Linked DNA regions of Homo sapiens: region 1 is linked to region 2. The links are chromatin contacts, found by Hi-C or POLR2A ChIA-PET in ENCODE. All regions are on one chromosome and are shown on one strand. Each heading gives the region's core, a stretch centred on a gene start or an enhancer-like site at or near the end of the contact. The rest is flanking DNA. Distances are from core to core; before and after follow the strand shown.

Region 1 (5,976 bases), core at 12-2,511, 340 kb after region 2:
CAGAAAACAGATGTCTTTCAGAGGACTTGCTGCTAAGTGTAATAGTGAAGATTACTTGCATTACTGCTACTTTCCAATCAATTAAAAAAAAGAAATAGAAAACTTTGTATTACAAAGAGATCACAACACGAACGCATTGTTTAAAGCCTCTCCTTTATCCACTTTTTTGCTTGTCTCCCTAAACCATCTGTGATGCTAGCTGAGACTCGAATTTACATAAGAGCCAGAAACCATCAACCCAACCTCTTCACACACTAACGTCTACATTCAATCTCTTTAAAAAAGACTTAAATTTTGGCTCATGTGGGAGGTGGTGGTAGTGGTGGAGACTTAATAAAAGGTGGTTTTGTCTTCCTGAAGTGGAAATATAGCGCCGTCAACATCTTTTCCCCATCTGCCTGTTTCCTCCTTCCCTTTCTGTTTAAGGAAAGTCTAACCACCGCACTTCTCCCCACCTCCCCGCACCTCCCCCCAGGCAAACGCAAGCAACTGAACCGCCTATGATGTCATAATCACAATCCCATTACCTCATCCTGCTGGGGGGGAGGGGGCGGAGAGAGAAGAGAGGGAGTGAACAGCCCTGGGCTATCCTGAGCTTTACAAAGTGTTCTGGGTGAGGGCAAATTACAGAACCAAGTGGAAACGTCCCCGCAACCATTATAAGTCCTGGGTTTTTAAGGTTCAGGCCGATCCGGCAGCTGCAAGAGGGGCTCCTGGGACTCCGAGCAGGCCCTAATCCGCGCTTGGACCACACTTCCCAGCAGCCTTCACGCCGCGGACGGGTCCTTTGCTGGGGGAAGGGGGATTCCTTCGAAGAGGTGGTCGTGGAGGGCGGGGCAGCAGAGCAGGTGAGGGGCACTGTGGCTAATTGCGTGACGCGGCCCGAACCGAGTGGGAGGCTGCAGTTGGGCCGTTGGAGGGAGGGAGGGCAGGGGCGATGCCTTTGTTTACCTTCTTCCGACATGGCCTCCCCCGCGGGTTTCAAGATGTGCCTCCAACTGGGGCCGTCCACTTTCTGCGATATTTTGGAGGGGGTGACTCGTTAGTGAGGAAACCACCCCCATCCCTAAATCAAAGCGCCAGGCTCGTTCCCAACAGCGCTGTCCGAGAGACACTTTGAGAGAGACACGACACGGAGCTGCGCCCTCCATGGGTGGCTTGGGGGGATTCTGCGAGCCGGAGCTGTCCCCCTACTCTCCTCAGGGACTCGTTGGTTCGCGCCAGCGCCTTTTAAGGGCACCGTGGGGCGAACCGAGCGCTCAGAGCTGCTCCGGCCGCGGCCCTGGGAGCTGGAGGAACCGCGGTAGGTGGTGGAGGGCAGGTGGCGCTGGGGCCTCGGGGCGGGCACCTCAACCGTCCCTCCCTCCTTCCCTCTTTCCCCTCCCCCAGCCCGACCGCCCGCGCGGCCGGGCCTCGCTGGCCGCCTCTGCGGGGAGAGCACGGGACCCGGTGGGGGAGGGGGTGGCGGAGTGCTAAGTCCCAGACCCTCCCCATCCCCTGCGTCCTGAGTTCGCTTCCCGCGGCCAGATGATGGAACCTAGTGGGAAGAGGCGAACGACAGCCCCCCTGAGCGAGCCCTGGCGCACCCCCCCCCCCGCCCCGGGGACCAGCGGACGCCCCATGCCCCACCCCGCGGGGACAGGCAGGGCAACAGAGGGAGAGGTTGAAGATTGGAGGGGCCTAGCCTTTTGCTTCTTCATGGGGGTGGGGGGAGGGGTGTTCCCCACTTGTCACCCCTTTCCCCACCAGAACCATATGGAAGAAGAGCAGGCAGATCTCCACCTACCTGTTCATGCAGCTCCCTGCCTTCCTCATGTTTTTCTTCAGTCTCCCCAGGAGGTGTGGGGCTGGGACCTGAGGGGAAGGTCCCCAAAGGGTTTGTGACTCTCCTCCCTGTTGGCCTGACCTGATCCTACCTTGTCTTGGTACAGCACAACCTCAGCATCCCTGAAACAGGAGTGTCAGGGGTTACTGCCATCCAATAGGAGATGGGGTGGGGGTCTGATCTTTATTTTTGGGGGCTGCTGGTGGAGGGAAAGCCTGGACTGAGAGTTAGGTCTGGTGGGGTTGCTGAGAGGGCCTAGCGGCCTGCTGCTCTGTGAAGGGCTGAGCCCCGTGCCAGTTGTTAAACTGAGAAGTTTTAACTTGTTTAGTGAATATTCAGGGCTGTCTCTACCCTTCAGATACACAAAATGGAAGGGGAAGGAAGGCGGCAAGAGAGGGCTTCTTACACTTTTTTCAATGCCTGCTTGAGAAAGAGGAGGCCCCTCGCGGAGCTGGTTTGCCTTCTTTTGTGTCCTGGTTTGATTCCTTATGGCTTCCGTTCTGTTCCCCCTCGCAGCCTGGCCTGTTTTAGGAAACTCAGGCTGAGAGTATCAGTTGCGTGGTGGTAGTTGCATTGTTCCAATTACCACTGTGTGTGGCCACATCCCAACAATTAAAATGCAGAAAAACACAAATTCACTGTCTTGACTTGATCCTAGAGGTGGCTGGGAGTTTGCTGTTTGTCCAAATGCCTCATGAAAAGCTGGAGAGTTTGCTTCATTCCCTGCTCCTCATAGCTGGTTAGCCTGAGGCCTGGGGTCTCTAGGGTAAAATCCTGCACTTAGGTTCCCTCTCTGGTTGATCTTTGAGGGCAGCAGAGTTAAGAAACCAAGAGCAGAAGTGATATAAGCTTTAGCTTCTCCCGTAAGAATATAGGGGAAGCAGCTGAAGAGAGCTCCCCGGAAGCTAGAATTTTGTTCAGGGTGGTAATAATTATGCATGAAAATGATAGTTAACTGTAATGATGATTGACTTCTCTTGCACCTTTCTTCCAGAGAACTCCAGGTACATCCAGGTTTATCTCTTTGCTCTTCCTTGTGCCCTCCTTCTAAGGTGTGAGTGGGGTAGAGATAATTCCTCTTTTTTGTAGAGTGATCTGCCCCCAAGGTCACAGAAGGAAGAGCCCTCTTGGGCTTTTCTTAGTGTGCAGGTGAGGGAGGATGGTATTCAGCCAGAGAGATGGACCCTATTGCCTTCTTCATCTTATTGATTTCATTACTTCTGACATTCTGAGGCCTTGAAGATTCACAAACGGGAACGAGAAATGGTAGTCTGTGTGGACTCCTGATTTTTATAGGTCAGATGGTACATTTTGTACATTTTAATATGTTATATTGTTCCTGTGACAGGTTAAGATTATTCTGCCCACTTTACATATGGGTAAACTGAGGCCAAGGAGTATTAAATGATTTGTCAAAACTCTTAGCAAATTGGATTAATAATTAGATTTCTTGATGATTTGTTCTCTTGACTAGCTAATGCTACACACATTCTCTGGTAAGCTGTCAGCTTGCTGCTCATTTCCGGGAATAGATAGAACAAAATCAAGACACTGGCTTAACCTCCCCTTTTCCCTTGAGCAAGGCCCCTCAGGTAATTGTGTGGGCTTGAAGCCTGTTATCTGATACAGTTAGTTTGCTTCTATCAGAAGTTGACCACGAGAAAGAATCTTGGTTAACTGTATCCATGGACTTTGCATCAGATGAGGCTAAAAACTTAGTTGAACAGTCATGGAGTTGTTGTTTACGACGTCTGTAGAGTTGAAATGTATTGGAATTACCCTGACCATTTCTTTATCTTCCCATTTGATAAGAAAACAAACACTGTATCTATTGGAAAACAATAATATATCAGATGTTTAGGCTGTGGGAGGACATAAAATCCTATGTACTCAGGTCTAAAGCAGAAAGTCTTGCCTACAACCACTGTTCTTCCTTGTTCTCTTATTACTATTTCTGTAGTTTAGGAGAAGGGTACCTCTTTTCACTTCTGACTGGAAGATAAAATACTGGGCTGATCTTGATGGAAATAATCATTTGGGCATCCCTCTCTCTCACTTGAGCAGCTGTTTTCTAAGTGGTGCTGGTATTCCAGTTAGAAACAACAGAGCATGAACCAGTTTAAGGGTAGCAAATAAGTTTCAACTTGATTGCCAACTCTATTTTATTTCATATCTGGACTGCCAAGTTCATAATTTCTGAAGCTGTGTTTAGGCTTAGCTGGAAAGAGCTGTGATCAATTGATGTCTGCCAGAGGCCTGGCTTAGGGGTGCTGTGGTATGTGTGCCATGCATTTTCCATCTCTGGACCAGGTGCATCTCTAATATCACTTGGGGCTGGTCCCTCTAATTGGCAGACTCAGCAGGCATGACTGGAGAGGGAAGTCCCAATGGTGCTAGAATGGTGCTGCAGTGGCAGAAGACGGCTCACAAGTGAGGTCTGGAAGAACAACAGGGAAGACATCCATCATTTGCTCCAAAGTGTGCAAGTCAAATCCTGGGGAGAATCATGATAACCCTGATCACTGAGCAGCTACAGAAGCAGACTCTGGATGAGCTGAAATGCACACGCTTCAGCATCAGTCTGGTAAAAGACCAGTCTTCCTGCTTCTCCACGACCCCCTCCCCCTTTTTTCTGAGGCTGATTGTTGCTATTACTTTACTCTTGTCCTGTGCTGTATGAATCATGGTACTTAACCTGGAAGAGCCCACTAATGGCTCAAAACCCAGCCCAAAAGGAAGGGGGCAGGGATTTTTCCACCGATAGAGAAGGGACAGCAAAACTTGGGTGGAGAAGGGTTTGAGATGTTGGAAGATGTGGATTGTTTGACTTACTAACTTTGGGAAGACAAGAGGAAGAACACTTAATGTCCCTAACATCCCTGTAGCTCATGAATCGCAGAGGAGAACTGAAGAGGGCTTCCTAGAAATCTGTCAGTGTGTCCTGAATCCAAATCATGATGGATATTCTCTCTTTCTTAGCCTTTGCCTGATCATGCAGACATCTCCAACTGTGGGAACTCTTTCCAGCTTGTGTCTGGTAAGGCATCGTGTGTGTTTGTGTACGTGTGTGTACCCATTCCTCTCTCCACACATTTCTATCATTGGTTTCCAGTGACCAGGGCTAGCGAGCCTACCTCTAGAACCTTCTTGCCAGGGTCAACTTCTGAGATTGACAGTTGTCTTTCATGTTCTAGCATGAAAGTTATCTGGTTGGTTTGCTCTTATTCTAGCTTTGTGGGGACTTGTATAATCTAATTTTTTGAATAGGTAATACATTCACATGGTTCAAAATTTAAAAAATAACAACAAAAAGGTTATGCTGAGAAAAGTCTCTCTTACTCTCCCGTTCCCTATCTACCCAGCTTCTACCACCTCCCTAAAAGTATTAGTTTCTTATACAGTATATGTGACTAGAATTTCTTTATATAAAAAGAAGCAAATGTATATATTTATTTCCTTTCTTTTTTAAGTTCTCGGATACATGTGCAGAACGTGCAGGTTCGTTACATAGGTGTACATGTGCCATGGTGGTTAGCTGCATCTATTTTATTTCCACGTTTTTAACACAAAAGGTTGCATACTATATATTATTTTGTACCTTTAAAAAAAAAAATGGGACCGGGCCTAGTGGGTCACACCTATAATCCCAGCACTTTGGGAGGCCAAGGTGGGCAGATCACCTGAGGTCGGGAGTTCAAGACCAGCCTGACCAACATGGAGAAACCCCATCTCTACTAAAAATATAAAATTAGCCAGGCGTCGTGGCGCATGCCTGTAATCCCAGCTACTCGGGAGGCTGAGGCAGGAGAATCACTTGAACCCAGGAGGTAGAGGTTGCGGTGAGCCAAGATTGCGCCATTGCACTCTAGCCTGGGCAACAAGAGCAAAACTCTGTCTCAAAAAAAAAAAAAAATTGCTGGGCACAGTGGCTCATGCCTGTAATCCTAGCACTTTGGGAGGCCGAGGTGGGCGGATCATGAGGTCAGGAGTTCGAGACCAGCCTGGCCAACACAGTGAAACCCTGTCTCTACTAAAAATACAAAAATTAGCCTGGCATGGTGGTACACACCTGTAATCCCAGCTACTCGGGAGGGCAAGGCAGGAGAATCACTTGAACCCAGGAGGTGGAGGTTGTGGTGAGCCCAGATCAT
Region 2 (5,974 bases), core at 455-2,954:
ACTACAGGCGCCGGCCACCACGCCTGGCTAATTTTTTTTTTGTATTTTTAGTAGAGACGGGGTTTCACCACGTTAGCCAGGATGGTCTCGATCTCCTGACCTTGTGATCTGCCCATCTCAGCCTCCCAAAGTGCTGGGATTACAGGCGTGAGCCACGGCGCCTGGCCAGAAACCAGTCTTAAAACCCTAAACCCATGGCTCTTCCTAAATCACTTACACCTTCTTTCCTGCACCTTATCTAAAATTGAACCATCAGAAACCAATGAACTCACAAGAATGAAGCCCTAACATCAGCAACCCACAAAGAGAGTTTCAATTTTTCATCTTTCTTTTTTTTTGGAGATGGAGTCTCACCCTGTCGCCCAGACTGGAGTGCAATGTGCAATCTCAGCTCACTGAAACCTCCACCTTCCGCGTTCAAGCGATTCTCCTGCCTCACCCTCCCGAGTAGCTGGGATTACAGGCGCTCACCAACATGCTCAGCTAATTTTTTGTATCTTTAGTACAGACGGGGTTTCACTATGTTGGCCAGGCTGGTCTCGAACTCCTGATGACCTCGTGATCCACCCTCCTTGGCCTCACAAAGTGCTGGATTACTGGCATGAGCCACTGAGCCCAGCCCAATTTTTCATCTTTCTAAATTGAGTTTTAGGAAGGCATCAGAAGCACAACTTTAAATGAACTTTATAACACGAAGTAATTTTTTTTGGCTTGTGGTTTCTTAAGCATGAGCATAAATTAAAAATTACCTAAACCTCAAGCCAAAATAAACTTTCCCAATACAACACAGGAAAAAGATTACAAAGCACAGGGAAGAAAAGGTAAAAGCTCTTTTAGAACTCTCCTTTCTCTCTTCACATTTTTTAAAGGTAAAAATTCCCCTAAAATTTGTACATTTAAATATAAAGCTAAATGAGGCCAGATGCCGTGGCTCACACCCGTAATCCCAGCACTTTGGGAGGCCGAGGCAGGTGGATCACGAGGCCAGGAGTTCAAGGGCAGCCTGCCCAACATGGTGAAACCCCATCTCTACTAAAATTACAAAAAATTAGCTGGGCCTGGTGGCAGGCACCTGTAATCCCAGCTACTTGGGAGGCTGAGGCAGGAGAATCACTTGAACCCGGGAGGCGGAGGTTGCGGTGAGCTGAGATCGTGCCATTGCACTCCAGCCTGGACAACAAGAGCGAAACTCCATCTCAAAAAATATATATATATATAATATATATAAAGCTAAATGATAAACATGTGGATATAAAACAACAATTTAGAAACAATCTTGAGATTTCCATGGACTTCATGGATAAGAACCTCAGGATCAATCAAACAAAACTACTGCTTTTTCATGCACCCTAGGCTGCTCACACCCCAAACTCCACCATTTTTTCCACTCTGAAGACAGCTTAAATCTTAACAAAACATAGCTAATGACAACTGCAGAAATAACAGATACATGAACAGACCAATCAATACAACTCACAAGCAAACATTTAAACCACTGGTTCTCAAAAAGAGGTCTATAAACCTGAGAGTCTTCAAAACCGTCTATGAAAGAGTTAGAAGTACCTTCATACTGTATGCCTTTTTCACTGTGCTGACATTTGCATGTTTTCAAATTTCTTAAATTGGGAGGCCATCAGGCTGAGATGGCTCCAGTGCCTTGGCTTCCTACATAAGTGAACTGAAACCCAATGTCAACAGTAAGATGACTAATCAAAACCCACCAACTAACCTCTAACTAGGAACTTTCCACTGTATCATATCCAAATAAGGCAAATGCCTACCCAATCAAGTTATTTCTTTACTTCTGCTTTCAGCCTATAAAAGCCCCAATGCTCAGGCTGCTAAAGTGGAGCACTCTGAACCTCCTCTGGTTTTGACTGCTGCCTGATTCATGAATCCTTTAATGCTCAAATAAACTTAAAATTGTTGTTTAAAGTTTTCAACAATGATGATGCAAAATCAATGGTAGAAAAAGCTGCTTGGGGTCTTAGCATAAGTCCAGACAAGTAATACTGTGGCCACTGCATTCTTCCTCACCAGCCACTTGAAACTTTTTAAAAAGGGGCCAGTCCGTGACAGAGAAGCAGAAAACAATGATTAATTTCATCTTACTCCTTGAGTACATTTCTTTTTTAATATTCAGTGTAAAAGGGAAGTACTCATAAAGCACTTCTGCAGCATAACTTACCTTGTTGAGAGCTAAACTAATCACTTTTATTACGGAATACCATTTTTACTTGAAAGACTAACATCTAAACCATGGTTATTAGGACTTGAACACTGGCAGACATTTTCTCAGAAACGACTAAGACTCTAAGAAAAACTGACAATATAAAATTTGAATTTTCAAGCAAAAATCAAAATTCTGGAAAACCTGTATCCTCCTCCATAAGCTCAAAAACACCTGAATACTTAAAGATGCTTCTGATGCAATCAACAGTGATATTAAAGAATGTGAACTTTAACAAATGTGCCAACTATCTGGAAGATTACAGAACTCAGTGAAGCAATCTTTTCCAAATGACCAATATACCATATCCCATCCCCATCATGGTCCTCTTCCCTGGGTCACCGGGGCAGCCCCATCCTTTGAACGGTGGAGGTAGCCACCCCTAGGGCTCACACACTCTGTGCTCTGGTAGAGATGGTGCTGCCTGTTATCACACCAGAGCCATACCTAAAGTGGCAGAAGAGTATGGTACCAGGCATAATGGAATCTTGCCAAGGTCCCCAAGGTCCCCCATCATTGGTGGCCCCTCCTTTGCATTTAGGGCCTCCTCGCAGGCCCTTGCACTCAAGGCCTGTAATTGATTTCTGAATTGCCTTCAGGGTCTTTTTTTTTTTTTGTCTTTTTTTTTTTGAGACAGGGTCCCACTTAGTTGCCCAGGCTGGAGTGCAGTGGCACAATCATGGCTCACTGTAGCCTGGACCTCCCATGCTCAAGCAATCCTCCCACCTCAGCCTCTTGAGTCACTGGGACCACAGCACATGACACTATGCCCAGCTCATTTTAAAAAATTTTCTGGCCAGGCGCAGTGGCTCATGCCTGTAACCCCAGCACTTTGGGAGGCTGAAGTGGGCAGATCATGAGGTCAGGAGTTTGAGACCAGCCTGGCCAACATGGTGAAACCCCATCTCTACTAAAAATACAAAAATTAGCCAGGTGTGGTGGCACGCACCTGTAGTCCCAGCTACTCAGGAGGCTGAGGCAGAAGAATCGCTTGAACCCAGGAGGCGGAGGCTGCAGTGAGCCGAGATCACACCACTGCACTCCAGCCTGGGTGAGTGCAAGACCTTCCAGCCTCTATCCATTACCCAGTTCCAAAGCAACTTCCATATTTTAGGTATTTGTTACAGCAACACCCACTCCTCAGCACCAATTTTCTTAGTCCATTCACATTACTATAACAAAATGCCATACACTAGGAAACAACAGAAATGTATTTCTCACAGTTCTAGAGGCTGAGAAGTCTGAGATCAAGGCAGCAGCAGATTCAGTGTCTGATGAGGGCCCATTGATAGACTTTTCACTGTGTTACCACTGAGTGAAAGGGCTAAGGAGTCTTCTCTCAGGCTTTTTATAAGGGTTCCAGTCTAACTCATGAGGACCCCACCCCCATGGCCTAATAACCTCCCAAAGGCCCCACTTCCTAATACCAAAACTTCCAGATCATAGCAGCAACAGATTAAATGCAGAAGAAAATGTAAGAATCCTTCACGATAGAAATTCAAGAGGTTTGCAAAAATGTAAAACATTGCTACTAAAAAAGTTTAGGGAATTAGAAAACACAATTACTTTTCATTTAAAAAAAATTACACTAATATGTGATAGGTTTATTGTTACTTTAAAACACTAAATAAGGCCCAGTAATCCCAGCACTTTAAGGAGACTAAGGCTGGAGAATCACTTGCGCCTGGGAGCTTGAGACTGGCCTGGGCAACGTAACGAGACCTTGTATTTACAACAAATATAAAATATTAGTCAGGCATGGTGCTGCATGCCTGTAGTCCTAGCTATTCATCAAGCTGAGGTGGGAGGATTGCTTGAGCCTGAAAGGTCAAGGCTGTAGTGAGTCATGATCATGCCACTGCACTCCAGCCTGGGTGACACAGCAAGACCCTGTCTCAAAAAAATAAAAAATTAACTAAATAATTTTTTCTCAGTTTTAATTCCTAATATAAACACCAATAGATATAACAAACTGAAACAAAAGTTCTTTAGGGTGCCCAATAATTTTTAAGTGTGTAAGGGGATTGTATAACCAAAATATCTGAGAAGCATTAACTTAAAACTAATAAAGGAGAAAGACTTTATTAATAAAAATCCACGAGGTCATAAATAGTTACATTTTAGCTACAAACAGAAGCACCCAGGCCGGGAGAGGTGGCTTATGCCTATAATCAATCCCAACACTTTGGGAGGCCGAAGTAGGCAGATCACTTGAAGCCAGGAGTTCGAGACCAGCCTGGCCAACATGGTGAAACCCCATCCCTATTAAGATTACAAAAATTAGTCAGGTGTGGTGGCGCACATCTGTGGACCCAGCTACTTGGGTGGCTGAGGCGCAATAATCCCTTAACTCTGAAAGCAGAGGTTGCAGTGAGCCAAGATTGTGCCACTGCCCTCCAGCCTGGGCGACAGAGCAAGACACTGTCTCAAAAAACAAAAAACAAAAAAAAAAAAAACAGCATCTTTCCAAACTACAACTTGGCAAAGAAATACTCCCTGTAGTTAAATATTCTCAGTTTTTATTTCTAATATGGTAAATACCAATAAGTATAGTCCACATTAACATAAGCTCATTGGAGTCCTCAATAACTTTTTATAAGGGTACTAATGTTTGTGACCAAAAGTTTGAGAAATGCTAACTTAAATCATCCCCCAAGTGTTTATTTCTCTTAGGATTCCAACATACTTTCCTAGGCTACTTCTGAAGAGAAATACAAAGCAGGCTACCTAATATTTCCAATAAATGTTTGCAAATTACTTCATAGGAATACTCAAAAAGATGACATGTTAATTACGAAAAGTTCAATCTCCAGTTTCAAATTCATTAAGAGCTCCCTATATACTAGGCCCTATGCATTCTAGGGAAATTTCTCCCTGACTTTCCTTTCATCCAAGGTAGATAATCAAACAATATATTTTATATTTCTTCTGTCTCAGAACACTGACACATTTGCTATATATGTAATTTTAATCATATTAAATTGAACATTCAAGAAAATTCCATCTTCCTTCTAAAGCTCCATTTATTCAACAAGTAATACTTTACTGAGTGCCTATTCTGTAGCAGGCACTATCCTAAGTGTTATAAATACATAAGTAAACATAATCCTGCTGTCTCATGGTTTACTTTCTAGTGATGGAAGACAGACAATAACAATAATACATGTATGTTAGATGGTTATAACAGTTATGAACAAAACAGAACAGGGTAAGGGAGATCAAGAATGGAGGATGAGGAGGTTATCACTGATACAGTGACATTTGAGCAAAGAATTGAACATACTGAGAGAACCATGCAGCTATCTAGTGGCACATCTATCCATATAGAAGAACAGTCCAGTGCAAAGGCTCAAGTAGAACATGACTGGTGAATTAAAGAATTTTGTTATGGCCAAAGGAGAATGACCAAAGAGAGAGCAGGCAAGAGATAAAGGAAAAACGGGTACAGCAGTTAGAGGTGGGATGGGGCAGACTATGTATGCAGAACCTTACAGGCCATTTAAGAATTTTGGCTCCTTCAATAGAGAGACATTAAAGGGATTTAACCAAAGGAATGAAACGCTCTTACCTCTCTGAAGAGTTCAGAGAAAAATAATATAATAAATGATCTTAGTTTTTAAAACAACAGACATGTTATACTAATGAAATCAGCTAGACTCAGCAAAGTACTTTTATAATTTTTAAGAAACAAGAATAAAAAGCTTAAGTGGATTGCTGGGGATTAGAAATAATATACTTCAATGG

Evidence for each region. Hi-C counts contacts between places; a loop is a spot of excess contacts on that map. ChIA-PET counts read pairs that join two places held with the same protein, here RNA polymerase II (POLR2A). Pooled maps may share reads with other maps.
Region 1: a pooled map shows a loop between it and region 2 (2.9-fold over the local background). The contact joins the promoter of FAM53C here to the enhancer-like site in region 2. A Hi-C loop is called at or near these places in 1 of 50 pooled maps. POLR2A ChIA-PET finds 5 or more read pairs at or near these places in 2 of 52 experiments (HEK293 and naive thymus-derived CD8-positive, alpha-beta T cell).

Annotation. Positions count from the first base shown.
Region 1 is chr5:138,337,005-138,342,980 of GRCh38, forward strand. FAM53C (family with sequence similarity 53 member C) reads left to right here and starts at 1,262. Exons shown (of 5, transcript NM_016605.3): 1 at 1,262-1,303; 2 at 4,180-4,409; 3 at 4,805-4,862. The coding sequence starts at 4,332. It overlaps LOC100128966 (a long non-coding RNA gene), which reads left to right. Exons shown (of 4, transcript NR_146628.1): 4 at 1-142. It also overlaps a transcript of CDC25C not described here. RefSeq lists enhancers at 412-491, 662-1,141 and silencers at 1,222-1,571, 1,622-1,711.
Region 2 is chr5:137,996,272-138,002,245 of GRCh38, forward strand. The region is part of intron 7 of FAM13B (family with sequence similarity 13 member B); the gene reads right to left. Among named protein-coding and RNA genes, the nearest start is that of FAM13B-AS1, 34 kb to the right of the region's middle. Within about 2 kb of position 1,705, at least 2 of the 41 ENCODE cell types and tissues checked have a DNase peak (open chromatin) inside an H3K27ac peak, as active enhancers do.